Regions from separate parts of the Homo sapiens genome. Here region 2 is linked to region 1. The links are chromatin loops, found by intact Hi-C in ENCODE. Cell type or tissue: right lobe of liver. All regions are shown on one strand. Links, peaks and the distances in the headings refer to the core of each region. The heading gives the core; the rest is flanking DNA.

Evidence for each region. Peaks named below come from ENCODE experiments on the same cell type or tissue, not always from the same donor. Only the 100,000 strongest peaks of a DNase experiment are listed, where the experiment ranks them.
Region 2: it touches region 1 in a loop (2.6-fold over the local background); 3 of 110 quality-filtered maps call a loop at or near these places.

What each region holds. Positions count from the first base shown.
Region 1 is chr15:68,669,057-68,678,190 of GRCh38, reverse strand. All of the region lies in intron 2 of CORO2B (coronin 2B), which reads right to left. Among named protein-coding and RNA genes, the nearest start is that of CORO2B, 95 kb to the right of the region's middle. RefSeq lists enhancers at 4,128-4,177, 3,752-4,252, 8,354-8,853. In right lobe of liver, for the core only: a CTCF peak has its summit at 4,003 (motif pointing right); a DNase peak (open chromatin) is centred at 4,020.
Region 2 is chr15:68,320,816-68,329,949 of GRCh38, reverse strand. ITGA11 (integrin subunit alpha 11) reads left to right here. Exons shown (of 30, transcript NM_001004439.2): 16 at 1,688-1,854; 17 at 3,154-3,296; 18 at 4,709-4,819; 19 at 8,447-8,532. Among named protein-coding and RNA genes, the nearest start is that of FEM1B, 48 kb to the right of the region's middle. In right lobe of liver, for the core only: no CTCF peak of the experiment used is centred there; no DNase peak of the experiment used is centred there.

The sequences.
Region 1 (9,134 bases), core at 332-8,331:
GGGAAAGGTCCTAACCCCGCCAGTGTTGTAGGAACAGCCAGCAGCCAGTGGCACGGGTGCTGTACAAGTCATCTGGGGGGAAAGTCAAGTGCATGTTAGGCCTTTGTCAGGAAGCAACAGACCTTGCAGGGGAAAGGAGAGCTCCTGTTAATTATGGAGGGGCAAGGCAGCCTCCTGGGCCAGGGGGCTGGGCCCCACCAGGCCTCCGAGAGGCAGGAGATTTTCATGAAATAACAGGAAACCCTCAATCCAGCCAACGTTCATGTTTTTCCATGGCTGCAGAGAGCCTGTGGCTGGCTGAACCAGGGGATCAGGACCTGTTCTTGACACAGTAGAGGGGACTTGGCCACCCAGCTATGGTGAAGGAGAGGGTGAAGGCAGGAACAGACATATCAGGAGAGGGGAGGCAGGAGACACACAGAATGGGGCTGGGCAGTGGGTGAGGAACCCTCCAACCTGGTAGGGTTGTTTTATCTGCAGAATGGACAGGGGCTGGCACAGGGTGGACAATTTCCCAACACGAAGTCACCAAGGCCTATGACAAAGACAGCTATTTTCTTCCTGCCCATGGAGGTTTTGAAGGTCCGCTCCCAAGTAACCTTTGCCTCTCCAAGCAAATCCCTGAAAACCCCTGGAGCACAGCCTCAGCATCCCCCCGCCACCATCTGGCCTTTCCCAGAAAAGCTGCCTCCCAGCTGCCCAAGGAAATGCTTTCTCTGTGGCAGAGAGGGGCCCTTGTCCTTAGCCATTGCATGACAGGGAGAGGGTCTCAGCTCCACCCTCTGCTGTGTGGCCTTCAGCTAGCCCTATCCCTGTCTGGGCCTCATCTGTATCATCTGTACAATGGGGCTTTGTGCGGGGTGACCTTTGAGGTTCTGGAATTTTCTTACTTGCAGTCTCTGCTCAGGCCCAGTGGGAATGACCAGCAGTGCACCCTGCAAATATAGTGATGGGGCTTGGGGTTCAATTGGGAGCTTTGCAGGAAGGGCAGAGGAGCAAGCTTTGGAGAGGAAGAGGGAGCACTGACAGATGGCTTGGAGGAGAGGGAGGGTGTGCCTCCGGGGCTCCAGGCCTGGCGGGGAGCACAGTCCCGAAAGTGCTGCAAAAACAGGTCTTGGACTGGGCACCGTGGCTCATGCCTGTAATCCCAGCATTTTGGGAGGCTGAAATGGGAGGATCACTTGAACACAGGAGTTCAAGACCAGCCTGGGCAGCACAGTGAAACCTGTCTCTACAAAAAAAAGAAAAAAAATTAGCCAGGCATGGTGGTGCACACCTCTGGTCCCAGCTACTTGGGGAGGCTGATGTGGGAGGGTCCATTGATCCAGGAAGTAGAGACTGCAGTGAGTCGTGATGGTGCCACTGTACTCCACCCTGGGTGACAGAGCATGACTCTGTCTTAAAAAAAAAAATAATCCAGAAGAAACAAAAAACACAGATCTTGGGCCACCTCTAGACCTCCTGAGTCAGGTCAAGGCCTCTGGGAACAAGCATTTTAAACACTCTCCTCAGGTGGCTGCGGTGTGCGCATGCTAGCACAGAGGTGACAGCAGGACTTGGGAAACACGGCTGAGACCTGCACTCCAGCTTGAGAGTCTCATGGACTCTAGTTCAAGTCCTGCCTCTGCAGCTTTCTGAGAATAGCAGCCCCATGTCACAGGGGAACAGGGACAGTGTATGGAGGTGTCTGGCATTTGACGGGTTTAGGCAGCGGTGGTTATCCTTGCAGACCCCTTACCCTCTGGCACCTCAGTCCTGACAGCTGAGGAAGGTGACCTGAAGCTAGATTGGCCCCCGGAAATTAAAGGCTAAGGTGGGCCAGGAGGCAGAAGTCCTGCTTCAATTCAGAATCCTCTGGAGGGTTTGTGCAGCTCATCATGACTCCTATGTCCCTCACCCACAGATGCGGACGCTAGCAGTCATGTTAGCACCACAAGTGTGGGCCACTGCCAGCACACACACGCTAAACTGATTGGATCATAATGGGCATCTAATTCAAGCTGAGCCAATCAGATATCCTTATCTGCCCACACTGTGCCCTTGCACACACAAACACACAGCTGATTGGGCCAGGATGAGCGTCTAACTCAAGCTGAGCCTATCAGATTCCCTGACCACTGTATTTAAATTCAGCCACCCCTCCACCTGCCCACACCCCTGTCCCCTTCCCTAATCAATTTCTCCTCCTAGCATTATTCTATTCTATTCTATATTCTATTCCATTTCTGTTCTATTATTATACTATATTATACCCTATAATCCACTTTATTATCTGTCTCCTCCGCTAGCGTGTAGGCCCCATGAAGGCTGGGGTTTTTGTCTGTTTTGTTCACTGCTGGGTCCCCAGTGCTTCCCACAGTGCCGGGTACAGAGAAGGTGCTCAGTAAAAATTTGTTAAGTGAATAAATTCTCTCTTCCAGGAGGTGGAATTGCAGCTAACATTTACAGAGAACCTACAATGTGTTAATGTTTTCTAAGCACTTTAAATATGTACTAACTTGTTATGATCTCCATGACCTTGGTTTTACAAAAATAGATCTATAAACATCTTATTTGAGTCTCACTACCTCTGTGGAGGAGTTATCATTTCCCTAACTTCAGAGATGAGACAACAGAGGCTCAGAAGGGTTCATGGTCTTGCTCAAGATCACGCAGCAACTAAGTGGCAAAGCTCAAACTAGAATTTACAACTTCACCTCCTACCTCCTCAAGTCCCCATTTCTTTCCAGACACAGGATACCCCTCCTCTGCCTAGAAGATGCTATTCCTGCCCTCAGAGGCTTTACTTTCCCTGGGAAGGTGAGCTAGAGGAAGAGACAGCTCCAAAGGCCCAAGCAGAGGCTGAACTGACCGAGGAAAGGGAATTGACACAGCTTGTTTCCTGTCCTCAAAGTTACTGTGAAATCCTCATGAATGACTGACAGCAAAATGGGAGGCAGCTGCCGCAAGGGGAATTCCAGAGCATGCTGAAGCGGGGTACAAACATTCCAATTCATGCTGGACTAGAAGTATTTTCGCCATCATGGCTGCCTTCTTCAGATTACCTTCTGCTCTATTTCCCAATTTCAGTGTGGCTCACGGAGCTGAGAACAATACTGTAGTTCCAGCCTGTGGTCTGACCAGTACAAAAGGAAGGGGGAAGAGTTCCTCTTTCTTCTTGCCTAAGTCTTTTTGCCTTATAAAAGAATCTCTGACTCTCTAGCTGACTGATACCTGAAGTTCTACTATTAGGGATTCATTCCTTTCGTGCTCCACCTTGCTGCTCTCAAAATAAAATAAAAATACCCCTAAAGAGAGTGTAGTGGGAGATAATATTGGTCACTGTGGACTCATTCTGAATAAGCTTTGAGAATATTCCTGAAGGCAGGTCTGAGGGAAAAGAGCATGAGGGCACTGGTGGAAAGGCTGGAGGGAGAAAGAGGGAATAAGGTAGTTGGGATCAGGGCAAACTCTTACTCCAACCCTGCCTGGTGAGGTCATGGAGCACTGCTGAGTTTGATGTTCTTCGCGTGTGCTCCACGGAGAAGCCACTGCCCACGAGCCTTTCTCTGGCGGTCAGGGCCCCTACTCTTCCACCCCACCGCCAGTGCAAGTCCAGTTTGGGGAGGGCACTTGCTTGAGGTCACCCAGTGAGTAAGAGGGTGATGGCTGTGCCAGGCCACACCCAGGTTTGCAGACACCCAGGCCAGTGCCCCATCCCACCTGTCAGTTCTGGAGACCTTGCTCACAGGAAGGGGCAGCAGGGTCACCTGAAGACCCAGGGCACACAATCACCTGGGGCATTCGCTGGCTTCAGTCCCGAGTTACAGACACTGGCGGGCATTCTGATGGCCTCGTCTGTCTTCCGGGCACATGTGTGCAGAGAATATATACTACCCACCGTCCCGAAGCCCCCAGCAGGGAGCTCTCAGACCCCAAAGGGTTGCTTCTTCTCTGGAAAGCCTCGCCTAGCCAGAGGGCAGCATCGTGGCCAAGCAGGAAAGCTGTGCTACCAGCATTCCACCAGCAGAGGGCGGTGGCTGCGCTACTCTCAGCCACATCCAAGCTCTTAGACTCTGTGGGAGGGAACTGAGCCGACCAGGACCCGAGACACACACGCAGCCTCTCTCCCGCTCCCAGTCAACCCCAGCTCACAACTGTGCCCATCACTTAGAAAATTCTTCATAATGAGATGAAAATCCGCCTCCTTCTAACTTTTGCCATAAGCTCCTACTGCTGCTTCTGGGTCCACCGAAAAAGTCAACCCTTCTTTTATTTGTCAGCTCTTGGGAGCTGGAGTCCCTTTCCTAGTTAGTCACCCACGGTGCTGTGGGTCTTAGCGGGACACTGTCCTTTTTTTTTTTTTTTTTTTTTTTAGACGGAGTCTCGCTCTGTTGCCCAGGCTGGAGTGCAGTGGCGCCATCTCGGCTCACTGCAAACTCTGTCTCCCCCGTTCAGGTGATTCTCCTGCCTCAGCCTCCTGAGTAGCTGGGATTACAGGCGCATGCCACCACGCCTGGCTAATTTTTGTATTTTTAGTAGAAACGGGGTTTCACTATGTTGGCCAGCTGGTCTCGAACTCCTGACCTTAAGTGATTCGCCTGCCTTGGCCTCCTAAAGTGCTGGGATTACAGGCATGTGCCACGGAGCCCGGCCAAGACACTTTCCTTTTTTAAGAAAATTTTATTTTATTGAGACAGTGTCTCACTCTGTGTGCCCAGGCCAGAGTACAGTGGCATGATCATAGTTTACTGCAGCCTCGACTGTCCAGTCTCAAGCAATTCTCCTACCTCAGCCTCCCAAGTAGCCGGACTCAGGCATGCTTGGCTAATTTTTTATTTTTTTCATTTGAGAGACAGGGTTGCCCAGGCTGGTTTGGAACTCCTGGGCTCAAGCAATCCTCCCACCTCAGCCTTCCAAAATGCTGGTATCATAGACGTGAGCCATTGTGCCCGACCTCCTCTTTCTTTCTCATCTTTAAGAGATTGATGGATCCCAATCAATTCTGAGGCTCCTTCCAACTCTGACATTCCAAATGACACCCCTTTCAGTTACTGCTGAAGGGCAGAAGAGGGCAGACTCTGCACTTCCACCACCCACCTACCGGCTTAGGTTTCCAGCACTCACAGTGGCCCCCATTCACCACCCCTGTAAGCTACAACTTGTTTGTAGACCCTTTCCCTGGGGGTGTGGGTTCTCCTGCCTGCTATGTCCTCACATCCACCTGCACCTGATCTCATCTTCAACCCATACCCCACACCCTGGTACCCCCCATTAGGCGCATCTGATCCAAACTGTGATGTGAGGGGCTGCTCTAAGGTCGCCGAGCTCACATTATGTGGCTCTCACATCCCACCTGCAGTCCCTGGCCACTTGGTGGGGGTGGGGAGGGGCAGGCTCATGGGGTGGCAGGTCCCTGCCTCATAACCTAAGGGGCCTGGTTTGCTGCCTGATGTATCTCCTCCCTCTCCACCTCTCCCTAGGCCACTCCATCCCAGAACAGGATTCTTCCTGGTTCTAGAGGCACCATTTCTTCACTTCCAAAGCTGAGCCACTGTATCACTTGCAGTCTCTTTTGAGAGTCAGATGAATTCACTGTCCTCAGACATTTCTGTTTTAACTTCAAAAATGATGTGTATTATACTTGGCTCACGTCTGTAATCCCAGCACTTTGGAAGGCCGAGATAAGAGAATTGCTAGAGTCCAGGAGTTCAAGATCAGCCTGGGCAACATAGTGAGACCCCATCTGTACACACACAAAAATTAGCCAGGCATGGTGGTGCACATCTATGTCCCGGCTGTTATACAAACATTCTATGTACTTGGCTCATGCCTGTAATCCCAGCACTTTGGGAGGCTGAGGTGGGAGGATCACTTGATTCCAGGAGACTGAGGCTGCAGTGAGCTATGATTGTACCACTGCACCCCAGCCTGGGCGACAGAGTGAGATTCTGTCTCAAAAAATTTTTAAAAACCAGAAAATTATGCATACTCAAAGAAGATGACTTGAAAAACACCAAAAAAGTACACACACACACACACACACACACACCTCCCGATTACCAAGTTGCTCAGGGATAGTTGCTGTTACTTTAGATATAAATCTTCCCCATGCTGCACTCAGCGAACAAGTGGAGTGGGATCTTTTCACCCCGGTTCACTATTCCTGTGGGCCCCATCATGCTCTCAAGGGCTTCCAAAAAAGCTGGGCACAGTCAGAACTTTGGGAGCTTATGGATAGCCCCTGACTGCCCCTTAGAACACACCTTTCCCTGTTAAGCACTTTAACCCTGGGATGGTCTCCTGTAATCTCACCTCCTAGTATACATGCCTTGTGTAGTCCCCTCCCATATTGCACCAGGGTTGGTCTGTGTTACTAATAGAATGTGGCCAGGGTTACACAAGATTCCAGTTTCTGCCTGGGCTCTCTTGCTCTCACCTGGATCACCACTCAGAGGAGGCCAGCTGCCATGAGTGAGAACACTTAGCCTATGGAGAGACCAGGTGTGAGGGACTGAGGTCTCTGGCCAACAGCCTGCAAGGAAGTGAGGCCTCCTGCCAATAGCTGCAAGAATGAGCTTGGAAGTGTATATTCCCCAGTCGAGCCTTCAGATGACTGCAGCCCTGGCCGACAGCTTTAACGCAACCAAATGAGACCCTGAACCAGAACTACCCAGCCACATTTTGGGGTAATTTGTTATGCAACAACAGAACATTAACACAGCTATATTTTCTATTTGTTGTGAGGGAGGCAGAACAGGCATTATCATCTCAGATTTTGATATGGGAAACTGAGGCAGGTAAGCCATGTGGGTGAGGCTTTGGCTCATATGTGGGTCTACAGCCAACAGGGATGTTGAGCCAATTTTCCTGGGTCTCAAACTGTGGGCACAGTCCCTGACATTCCAGAAGATTCCTCTTCACTTTTTAAGAAAGTAGGAAAAAAAAACAACAACAGAAAAATTGGGAAATACAGAGGAAGAATAATTCCTATTATGTCGTGGTGAGTATCAGCTCCATTTTATGCCCAGCTGGAGAGAGTGGTTGTGGTTCCTTTTCCTGTGCCATTGAACATTCTTGAACAGCATGATTTTCACGGCTGCGTTGTATTCCTCAGTGTGGCTGTACTACAATACCTTATGCAATTCCCTACTTTTGGATCCATAAGTGCTTTATAATTTCCAATACTCTAAAAAGGCTGAGGCAAACATAGTAGCTGAATTCTTCCACACATGAATTTTTAAAAAGATAAATTATTGTAAGTGAAAATGCTAGGTAATAGATCTGCACTTTAAAAAAATGCTTTTGTTATGAATTTTAAGATGCCTTTCACAATGGTTGTACTAATTTACACTCCTGTCAGCAACTCAAGAGAATGGCCATTTCCCTATAACCCTGACAGCACCCAATATTATAATATTTTTATCTGCTTATTTTCAGATGAAAAATATCTCATTGTTTTCCTTTGCAAGTCTTTGATGCTTTGTAAGGTTGCTTATATCTTCATTTGCTTAGCAGATATTTGCATTTATTTGCTTGTGAATCTTCTGATTCTATGAGGTCCTCAATTATTTCCTAATGGTGTATTGGTGTTTATCTTTTTCTTAATAATTTATAAGAGCTCTTTGTATATCAGAGATATTAATTCTGTGTATTAGTTCCTTATCACATTCATTGCCCCTTTTCACTTCTGATCCATCTACGGAAACTAATGATTCTAAATATTTTTGCTGGCTGGGCGCGATGGCTCATGCCTGTAATCCCAGCACTTTGAGAGGCTGAGGCAGGAGGATCACTTGAGCCCAGGATTTCAAGAGATCAGCCTAGACAACACAGTGAAACCCTGTCTCTACCAAAAAAAATTAAAAAATTAACCAGGCTTAGTGGTGCACACCTGAAGTCCCAGCTACTTGGGAGGCTGAGGTGGTAGGATAGCTTAAACCCAGCGGGTGGAGGTTGCAGTGAGCTAATATCACGCCACTGCACTCCAGCCTGGGCAACAAAGCCAGATCCTGTCTCAAAACAAAACAAACCACTAAGTACTTCTGCTTTGCCATCTTGATTCTGATCCAGACCTCTACTAGTTGGTTATCTATACATAATTTTTCAAAAATTTTTAAATTTTTCTTTATTTTTCCCCCCCTTTTTTTTTTCTGAGACAGAGTCTTGCTCTGTCACCCAGGCTAGAGTGCAGTGGCATGATCTTGGCTCACTGCAACCTCTGTCTCCTAGGTTCAAGCAATTCTCTTGCCTCAGCCTCCTGAGTAGCTGGGATTACAGGCATGCGCCATCATGCCTGGCTAATTTTTGTATTTTTAGTAGAGATAGGGTTTCACCATGTTGGCCAGGCTGGTCTCGAAGTCCTGACCTCAAGTGATCCACCCACCTTGGCCTCCTGAAGTGCTGGGATTATAGGCATGAGCCACCACACCCAGCCTTATTTATTTTTTCTTATTTGGTTTATTTCTCCAAGAAAAATATATTTATTTTATTAACAGGAAACTGTCAGGGGTTTCTTTGTTGAGCCCAAAACCCACCATTGGATTGATATTTTTAGAAAGTTGAATTTTTTTTTCCTGAAACTCACAGCTAACTCAGAGCCAGCATTGCCCATTGAGCTCAACGAAAGTGAGGCCAAAAGTCAAGGTCAGTCCCGGGAATAGATTGCTCTTCTTGGCTGTCCTAGCCCTGGCCCACTCATGCATTCACGCAAAGCATACTGCAATTTCAGTCAGAGAACACATCCCACCCACCAGGCTGGAAAACTGACCACACTCTTCACAGCCACTTCCCACCTTGGCCCTGGCCAGCAAGATTCCCTGTTCCCTTTAGGGAATCTGCCCAACTGCAGAGGTGCCAAGATGCCCGTGTGGATTTCACACACCCAGTTGTGTCCTGAGAGATAAAGGCTCCAAGTCGCCTTCACCTCAGCACAGTGAACAGGCCATGGTCTGGGCGTGAACAGGGCTCCCTGCTTCTCAAGGCCGAGTCCTGTCTCCGGCTTGCTTGCTTGCTTGCTTGCTTCCTTTCTTTCTTTTCTTTTCTTTCTTTCTTTTCTTTTTCTTTCTTCTTTCCTTTCTTTCTCTTTCCTTCCTTCCCTCCTTCCTTCCTTCCTTCCTTCTTTCTCTCTCTCTCTCTCTCTTTCTCTCTTTCTT
Region 2 (9,134 bases), core at 819-8,818, 350 kb after region 1:
CTCAGATCCCTCATTTGTCATGGCCAGAGCATCTGCTGCCCAACAGTCCCGGTGGTGCCCCAGCCCTCTAGGCAGCACTGGGAAGCCAGGGCCTGTGCGTGTGCAGCCCAGCTAGTGTACAGGAGCAGGGTCTGTCTCTTCGAAGGTCTGTGCTGCATGTGGGGGCTCTTAGGTCCTTGTTGGTGGTGGTGGTGGTGGCAGCAACAGCAGCCTGGGCTTGCAAGGTGTGTAAAGGTGTCCACTGTGTTGGTTCCAGCCAAGAAAGCATGGCAGATGACCAAGGCCCGGGGAGGAGGTACACAGAACCTAGCAGGTCTTTAAAGTAACATATAAACTTCTCTACAGGAAGCAAGATACACATGTGCACACACACCCCTCAAGAGAATCGGTCTCACAGAAATGATTGGATCAAGCTCTAGCTTTTGAAGTCTACACCTATGTGCTACCTAAATACTGATGAAATTGCGGGCGAGAGCCCTCTGGGAAGACTATGGTCAAGCCCCATAGTTCTCAAACATGACTGCCCATTAGGATCACCAGGGGAGCTTTTAAAATGTCATTGCCCAGGCTTTACCCACACCAATTAAGCAGAATTCTGTGGAGGGACCTGGGCAGCAGTAATTTTTTTTAAACTCCCCAAGTGATTCCAATGGGAAGTCAAGTTTGAGAACTTCAGATGTAACCCACTATGTTGACACAGCACTCTACACTGTCAAAGGACATTCTCACCTCCTCTGATCCTCACAATCCCCCATTGCAAAGATCATGTGACCTGCCAAGGTCCAATGAGGAGCCCGTGGAGCCAAGACTCAAATCCACTCTTTCACGCTACAGTGCAGAGGTGCTGTTCACCTTTATGCTAAGAAGAACAGAGTATTGGCACAGATCATCATGTTGAAGCTATGAAACCTCTAAGCCACTCTACTTCTATTTCTTTTTATATACATTCATGGTTGGGAGAGGCAATAGGTTTCCGTTCCTAATTACATTTGACTTAGGCCGGTATAAGGGTAAATTTGTATTTCCTTGGTTACCTGGATGGGGTAGTGTGGGGGTTAGATGGATGCTGGCTGCACGTTGGAATCACCTGGGGTGCTTTAACGCCTCGCTCTTCGAAGTGTGGTCCATGGAACGTTCACATCACCTGGGATCTTGTTAGAAATGCAAAATCAGTGCCAAGCTATTGGATCAAAATCTGCATTTTAACATGATCCCCAGGGGGCGTGCACACATATGAAAATTTCAGAGGCACTGCTTTAAAACCTGCTAAGGTCTGATTCTGATGTGGTTTTGCCTAGGGTGTAGCTGAGGCACCAGGATTTTTTTAAGCTCTTCAGATGACTCACATGTGCATCCAGGGTGGGGAACCACTGCTATAAAAGATGATGAGGGAGCAAAGGGAAGTCAGCATGATCCACAGCGAGCACAGCCCCTCGGGGAAAGTGCTGAGGGGCTGCATGGAGGGGCCATGAGGTGGCTGAGCCCCTTTCGCCCCGTGCTCGCTCTTGCCAGTCCTTTGACATCCGAAGCCCCCTCCATCCTCCACCTCGCCCCCTCCATCCTCCACCTCACCCCCTCCAGTGGCTTTGCAGATCCCACTCGCATCTGGTTCTTGTCTTTCCCCATGGTCACAGCAGGGCAGCCTGAGCCCCTGCCCCACCCCAGCTCACTGGCCCTTCTCCTCCAGGTCCCGCCCAGTGGTTCAGATCAATGCCAGCCTCCACTTTGAGCCATCCAAGATCAACATCTTCCACAGAGACTGCAAGCGCAGTGGCAGGGATGCCACCTGCCTGGCCGCCTTCCTCTGCTTCACGCCCATCTTCCTGGCACCCCATTTCCAAACAACAACTGTTGGTAAAGCAGGCCCCTCCTTTCTCCCCACCCCCAGACTCCAGTCTCCCCCTGCACCTTGCTCTATTTCAAAGCCTGGGCTTTTCCCAAAATGGGTGCTAAGTGCCAGGTCGCCCAAGAGCCACCTTGGATGACTACTGGATCCCATTTGATGCTCTCATTCCAAAGGGCAAAGAGGGGATGTCATGCCAGGGTGAGAGTGGCAGTGAGCAGGGGTGATCATGACAGGGAGGACAGGAGAAGAAGGAAACAGTCTGGGCGTAGAGTTTGGATCAGAGCACAGGACTGATGCCAGTGGAGAAAAGTGGGGTGTGGAAGCCCAGAAGTCTGCCTGGATGCAGACCCAGGAGTCCTACAGGGGGGGTGCTGGAAACCAGGAGGCCAGGTCAATGAGACCCCAGCAGCAGGGAGCCCCGCTCAGAAGTGGGTGTGAGTCCACAGCAGGGCAGTTTCCTTCTGAGGGTCCATCACTTCCAGCTAAGTCTGGAGTCAGACACCTACTCATGACAGCCCTGGCCCCAGGTGGTCTCAGGAAGTGAGCTGCGGGTTCCAGGACTGTCTGTGCTGGCACAGGAAACAGGGACTCAGGGAGTCTCTCAGCCAAGGAGCAGGACCAGACAAAGAAGAGACCAAAGGGAAGATGAGGACAAAGGTGGGCCTGGGGGCTGTGCCCCTCTCTTTCAACTTCTGTCCCTGAGAGGAGACAGATATGAGAGCCAGCAGCAACCTGCGGGCGTGCTGGAGAACAGGAGAAGGGACTGAGCCTTTCCGGGAATTGGCAAAACCTAACTGAAGGGGAGGAGGCAGCAGGGTTTATGCCCCAGAATAGAGTCAGAGATTTGAGGATCCGGCAGGAAGGGGCTGGCCAGCCCTCCTTGGTGTGAGAGGAAGTACCCAGCAAAGGCTCTGACCAGCCCTGAGGGGGATCCCAGAGCCCAGGGAAAGACAGGGAAGGTGGAGGGAGAGGCGGAGGGGGTTGTTGACTGCAGCAAGGGCTCAACATGACACCACCCTGGCCCCACATCCTGTCTCCCCTCCTCATCTGCGGTGTTCACTTTCCCTCCACTTCTTCCTTCTGCTCTTTCTCCACCCTCTTCCTCCCCCTTTTCTTTGGTTCCTTCCTTTACCTTCCTCATGCAATCACTTGCTCTCCATGTGGGAGTTTCTCACCCACACTGGGGCTCGTGAGAGGAAAGGAACAGCTCTCCCCTGGCCAGCCTGGGGGGCTTCCTGGAGGAGGCAGACAGTCTTGGATGGGCATGTGGCTCCACCTTTGTGGTCTTGCCCTCTCCCCTCCTGCAGGCATCAGATACAACGCCACCATGGATGAGAGGCGGTATACACCGAGGGCCCACCTGGACGAGGGCGGGGACCGATTCACCAACAGAGCCGTACTGCTCTCCTCCGGCCAGGAGCTCTGTGAGCGGATCAACTTCCATGTCCTGGTAAGCTGGCAGCCCCACCAGCAGAGCCCAAGCTCCTATAGGAAGGAGCATCTGCCGTGGGAGAGGCAGAGAGTCTGCCTGGCTGGTTCTAAGCCCCCAGCAGACCTCAGGAAGCCAGCCAGGGACAGTGTACCCTGACCTTGGCCACTCCACATTCCCACCTCATGCCCCAGAGACACGCTACATACCACCTCACTAGACATCCTTCCAAAACCTCTTCTCCTGCCACTCTCAGATGCCGAAGGGAGGAAGGTGGGCTCAGTAGGTCCAGCAGAGAGAACTAGGAGCAGCTGGTGGGGGGCACAGCCCCAAAGGGAGGGATAAGCAGGCAGCAGCTAACAATTAAAGGCCAGGTCCAGGAGACAGTGGCATGTACAAAACAGGAGGTGAGACAGAGAGGGGCGCCAGTGATGTCACAAGTAGGGTAGTGGCCTGGTGCCCCATTTTATAGCTAAGGAAGAGAATGAGAGGTTTACTTCCATCCAGAGATACCAAATACCCAGCTCACAGCTCCAGCCCCAGAGATGCAAGCAGGGTCACTCAGAGCCCTCCTGGTCCCAGTAGTTCAATGGCCAGAGTTCAGAGATGTGAGCAGGTCTGAGAAGGTGCATCCCTGTTAAGGGGCCCCCTGAGACGCATCCACACCAGCAGCATCTTCATCCTCCCCACAAACTTGGAAATTCACTTGTTCTGACTCAGAAACTCTGGGGCTGGGGCTGGGGCTGGCGCCAGCACCCTGTGTTTTAACAAGCTCCCAGGGGACTCTGGTGCCAGCTCAGGTTTGACAGCCACTGCCTTTATATAATCAGGGATTGCAGGTTCCAAGGGGAAATTTTTAGGCTGCTCTAAGCAACCCCTTTACTTACCATCTATGCTCAGAACCAACCTGAGCGCCCCTGTCTTGCTCACGAGTTTGTTCATTCACCAATTCCACATGCTGAAGCCCTTATCACAGTGCTAGGGCCATGCTGGGAGGCTCCAGGCCTATTCCTTGCTTGGGAAGGAAGAGTGACACACAGTCATATGGTTCAAATGCTACATGAGCAGCAGGCGTAACTGGTCTGAAGAGAGTGGTGGGTGGGGTGGGATACAGGCGGGCACTGCCAGGCTTCCCAGAGGCCGAGGTACCCGGGCAATGGGAGTCTGGCCCCGAAGGATGTGCAGGAGCTTGGCAAAACAGCCAGGCAGCTAGGTTGGCATGAGCTGAGCTTGGAGCTCCTTTCACAGAAGCACACTCTTCCCACCAACAGACCCGCTAGAAACCTCCATCCACCTGCAGACTCACCCTGAGGGCACAGGGCAGCTGCCCTGCCATCTAAGGAAGGTGGAAGTTCTATCTCAGCATCCACGGTCCTGGCTCATAAAATGACGTTCTCTCCTCCCTCACCGCTGCCCTCATCTCCACCCCCCAGGACACTGCTGACTACGTGAAGCCAGTGACCTTCTCAGTCGAGTATTCCCTGGAGGACCCTGACCATGGCCCCATGCTGGACGACGGCTGGCCCACCACTCTCAGAGTCTCGGTACATCTCGGTACAGGGCACGCACCTCGGGCATGAACCCCACCCCCACCTCCACCTCAACCCCAAAGCCCAGAGCCTGAGTGTGCCGGGTACAGAGGACACCATCCCTCATCTCACCTTCCCACCTCCTGTCCTGGCAAACCCACAGTGTGGCTCCTTCCTGCCTCTCTCGGGGCCTGTGCTGAGTGTTAGCAGATCAATTCCTTAAGGGCAAGGCCCAGGCCTTCTCCTGTTCAAGTTTCCCCGTATCCCCAGCACAGGGGAGCACAGGGTGAGCACCGGAGAAATACAAAGAACCACTGGATGAGAAGGGATCGGAGATCTTAATCACCCACCTCCCTCCTTTACAGATGAGGACAATGGAGACCAGAGAGTGACTCTTAGAGCCTGGGGTTCTGCTTGTTAGGTGACTAACTGATTCACAGAGCTCCTAAGTATTGCAAAAAGAAGTGTTTTAACTGACTGACAGCGGTCCTAAGCATTCCAAAAAGAAGCGGCCCCATCCCTCAGCCACATTTTCTAATCCCTGGCTCTGGGGCATCCAAAATGTTTGACATCTAACATTCAAATGCTCCCTGCAGCCGCAACTCCATGTAAATCCCACTCAAGGAAAATGTCAGGCAGTGATCAATTCTGCTGCTGTGCTGCAAGAGCAGGCAAAAGTTATAAAATGGAATAGCTAATGCCTGAACCTTGAGGATTTGGGAAACAACTTTTAAGCACACCACGGTGCTCTTAAGCCATTCTGTGAGGTCCAGTCTCTGAGCAACGTCTGTGTGAGTGACAGAGTCCAGCCAGGAAGCAGTTTCAGAATTATTCAAGTTCTTACCTGCATTTCTTCAACACCAGGAAAGGACCGTACAGTCCACAGCAATGCCCCTGAAAACCTCCCCTTCTCTCATTCACACCCATCATCCCCCACAGCCCCTCCACACCCCTCTCCCCAGGCCTCCCACAGTCCCCTGCCAAACCTCCGTCCTCACACCTCCCCTCTTTCTCCTAAGTCTGAGCTCCTGGGCTGGCAAAGCTGGATTCATCGTTAGTGAGCCGGGAGAAGGGGAAAGCTGGGCGCACTAAGTCATTTTTGTCCTCTCGCAGTAATTACAAAGTCACTATGGCAAATGAATGAGTACGTGGCACTCACCCCACAAGCATGCTGAAGCCCACAGTGCAGATTAACACACAGGGTAATCCCTGCTCTGACACCGACGATCTCCGTGCAAGGTGGTAATGAGCAGCACAGGTCAGGTGGGAGGCAGTATGCACTTGGAGGACGTACAATCAAGCAATCAGATGATAGGTCAGAGGGCCTTCCTGGAGGAGGGAGCCTTTGGCCAGACTTTAAAGGCTAGGCAGGATTCAGACATGCAGAGACAGGGAGGATGGGCTTTTATTCCGGGAGAGCTGACAGCATCACCAAGGCAGGGAAATAGGAAAGGCAGGATGCAGCTTCAGGTAAACCCCTTTCTCACCTTATAAAGAAAAGGTGAGAAACAGAGCTGAAAACTTTGTAGAGCAGCTAAGTTTCTAAAACTCTGATTTATCTGGATTTCTAGCCCCCAGCAAGTGAGACACATTCTTCCCATCATTCTACAAAGTCTTACTTTGCCTCTACTAAATGCCCAGCGCTGTTCTAATACCATAATATCTGGCCTGTTGGGGAAGTGAGCCATCCCATATTATTGAGTGTAACAGTTGCTTATTACATTAAATTATTTATTTTAATCAGCCAGATAGAAATTCTTCTGAAGGTCATTATATAGTTCTCAAACTTCTTAAACAGTATGCTGAGTGGGAGCTGGCTGTTTTTTCTTTGAGACTTGAACTCACCAGGATGAACTTTGGTGCTAGAATGCCGTAAAGCCCCTATCCTGAACTAAGTTCCTTTCCCAAACGGCTCCACGGTGACCCCTGGATATGGCTTCGCTGGCTACCATTGCAGTCGGCAGGTCCACCTTGCGGTGGGGAGCTGAGGGGCGAGATGGGTAGATCAATGCCTAAAGCAAGAGCGTGTGGATCTGACTGAGGGCCAGAGAGCTCTCCTTCGAGAAAAGTTAATGAATTTAAGATACACATGACTTTGTGACACCTGTTTCCTCTCCCCTGGTTTGGGCTGTGTTGTCGGTAGTGACAGTTACTGCCCCTCAGCTCCAGGCTTGAATATCCATCTGCCTGCTGAGGTCCTCGCCCTGGGTGGGCCACAGGCACTTCAAACTCAACATGCCGCACACTGAACTTCTCACTTAACCCCTACTTTCTTTTTTTTTTTTTTTGAAATGGTATCTCCCTCTGTCACCCAGGTTGGAGTGTAGTGGCACGATCTTGGCCCACTGCAGCCTCTGCCTGAGTTCAAGCAATTCTCCTGCCTCAGCCTCCCGAGTAGCTGGGACTGCAGCCACTGCGCCCAGCTAATTTTTGTATTTTTTAGCAGAGACAAAGTTTCACCATGTTGGCCTGGTTGTTCTTGAACTCCTGACCTCAGTTGATCCACCTGTCTCAGCCTCCCAGAGTGCTAGGATTACAGGTGTGAGCCACCACGCCCAGCCAACCCCTGCTTTTATTACCAAATGCCATGATTATCCTTCTAGACACCTAAAAAAGAAACTCAGCTGACACCCTGGACCCCTTTCTCCCTCAGCCCCGACAACCTCCAGGTTCCTATTGATCCCGCCTCTGGGGTCACTAACCTATTTCCTCCTCTCATGCCCACTACCACACCGACACCAGCGTCATCTCTTGCCCGAATGTTGTGGCAGCCTCCTCAATGGTCTCCCTGCCTCGAGCCTCCATCTTCTCACTCCATTCTCCCACAGCAGCCAGGGCAGCCTTCAGCATGCAGGTCTGTCAGGACATTCCCTGCCTGAGGCATTCGGCGACTCCTACCAGTTGCAAGGAATGACCCCAAGGCCCTGTAAACACAGGCCCCTGACCATCTCTTCCTCTCTCCCACCCCTGTGTCTCTTACCACAGCAACACTGACCCACCTATCATTTCCCAGACTCACCGTCCCGCTCCTGCCCCAGGGCCCCTGCATCAGGCCGTCCTTCCTCCTGGACTTCACCACCTCCATCCCGGTCCACACAGCTACCTTGACCGTCCTTCAGAACTCTGATCCCCTGTCACTTCCTCGAAGGCTTCCCTGACTTCCTACAGGCCAAAACAGCTGTTTCTCCTCTCTGCCTCTTCTATTCCTCATGCACATTTCTTTTCGGTTTTTTTGCACATTTTACACTAGTGATTTGTTCATACACCAATCTTCCCCTTGAGCTGAGGGCAGAAGCTGCATCTTTCTTGTTTTGTATCCCCAGTACCAAAGCCCTTGCCCACACACAGTAGATGATCAATAAATGTTGACCAGAACCGCTCTGCTGGGTGAGTGGGGGTGGGGGTTCTGTGCCATCAGCTCAGTTATGAACTGGAGGGGAGCCAGGAGGAGCTGAGCTTTGAGCATCGTTTTAAAGAGGGAAGCATCTATGGAAAAGCACAAGACAGAGCAGTGTGGTGTCTGGGGACAGTGCAGGAAAGCCAGCCCATGTCTAGTGTGGTGGAGACAGAGCTGGTGTACATTGAGGGCGAGGGGCTGCGGGTCCCTACCCAGCTGCCCACACCTGGCTCTCCCTGGCCCAGGTGCCCTTCTGGAACGGCTGCAATGAGGATGAGCACTGTGTCCCTGACCTTGTGTTGGATGCCCGGAGTGACCTGCCCACGGCCATGTGAGTTGGCTCCTTCCACCCCCACCCTCGCCCCTTCCCCTTCACTGCCAGAGGCTCTGGGGCTCCTGGGGCCCTGGATTATTTCCTGGACATCCTCCTCACAGGCAGCATGGATCAAACATTGCACTTGGAGCCTGCGTTCTAGCCCAGGCTCTGCCACCAACTCCTGCATAACCTCAGGAAAGTCTCTTCTGTAATATGAAACTACTAGTCTAATCTAATTTCAAATTTTGTTAAAAAAAAAAAAAAAAAGAAACCCTTTCTTCGGAGCCCACATTACAAAATAGATGAAAGGTAGAGACAGGAGTCTCTGGAGTTCTGGGTGCTTGTCCTTCAGCCCCCAGATGAGGTGACCTCTAGGCCCGCTGGCTGAACACCTTGGGCTTTCCAATCCTTCTGATGGAAAGATGCCAGGGACACCAGCCGAGGGTGAGCAGGGGACCTACAATCCCCTGGAAGAGACAAACGAACATACAAGGGAAAATAATGAACAATATCATATTCTTAATTTATGTAACATATTTTCCAATAATTTATGCTCAACTTTGATCCAACTATGAGATGATTTAGATAGAAAACATATATACCATGACATAGATAAT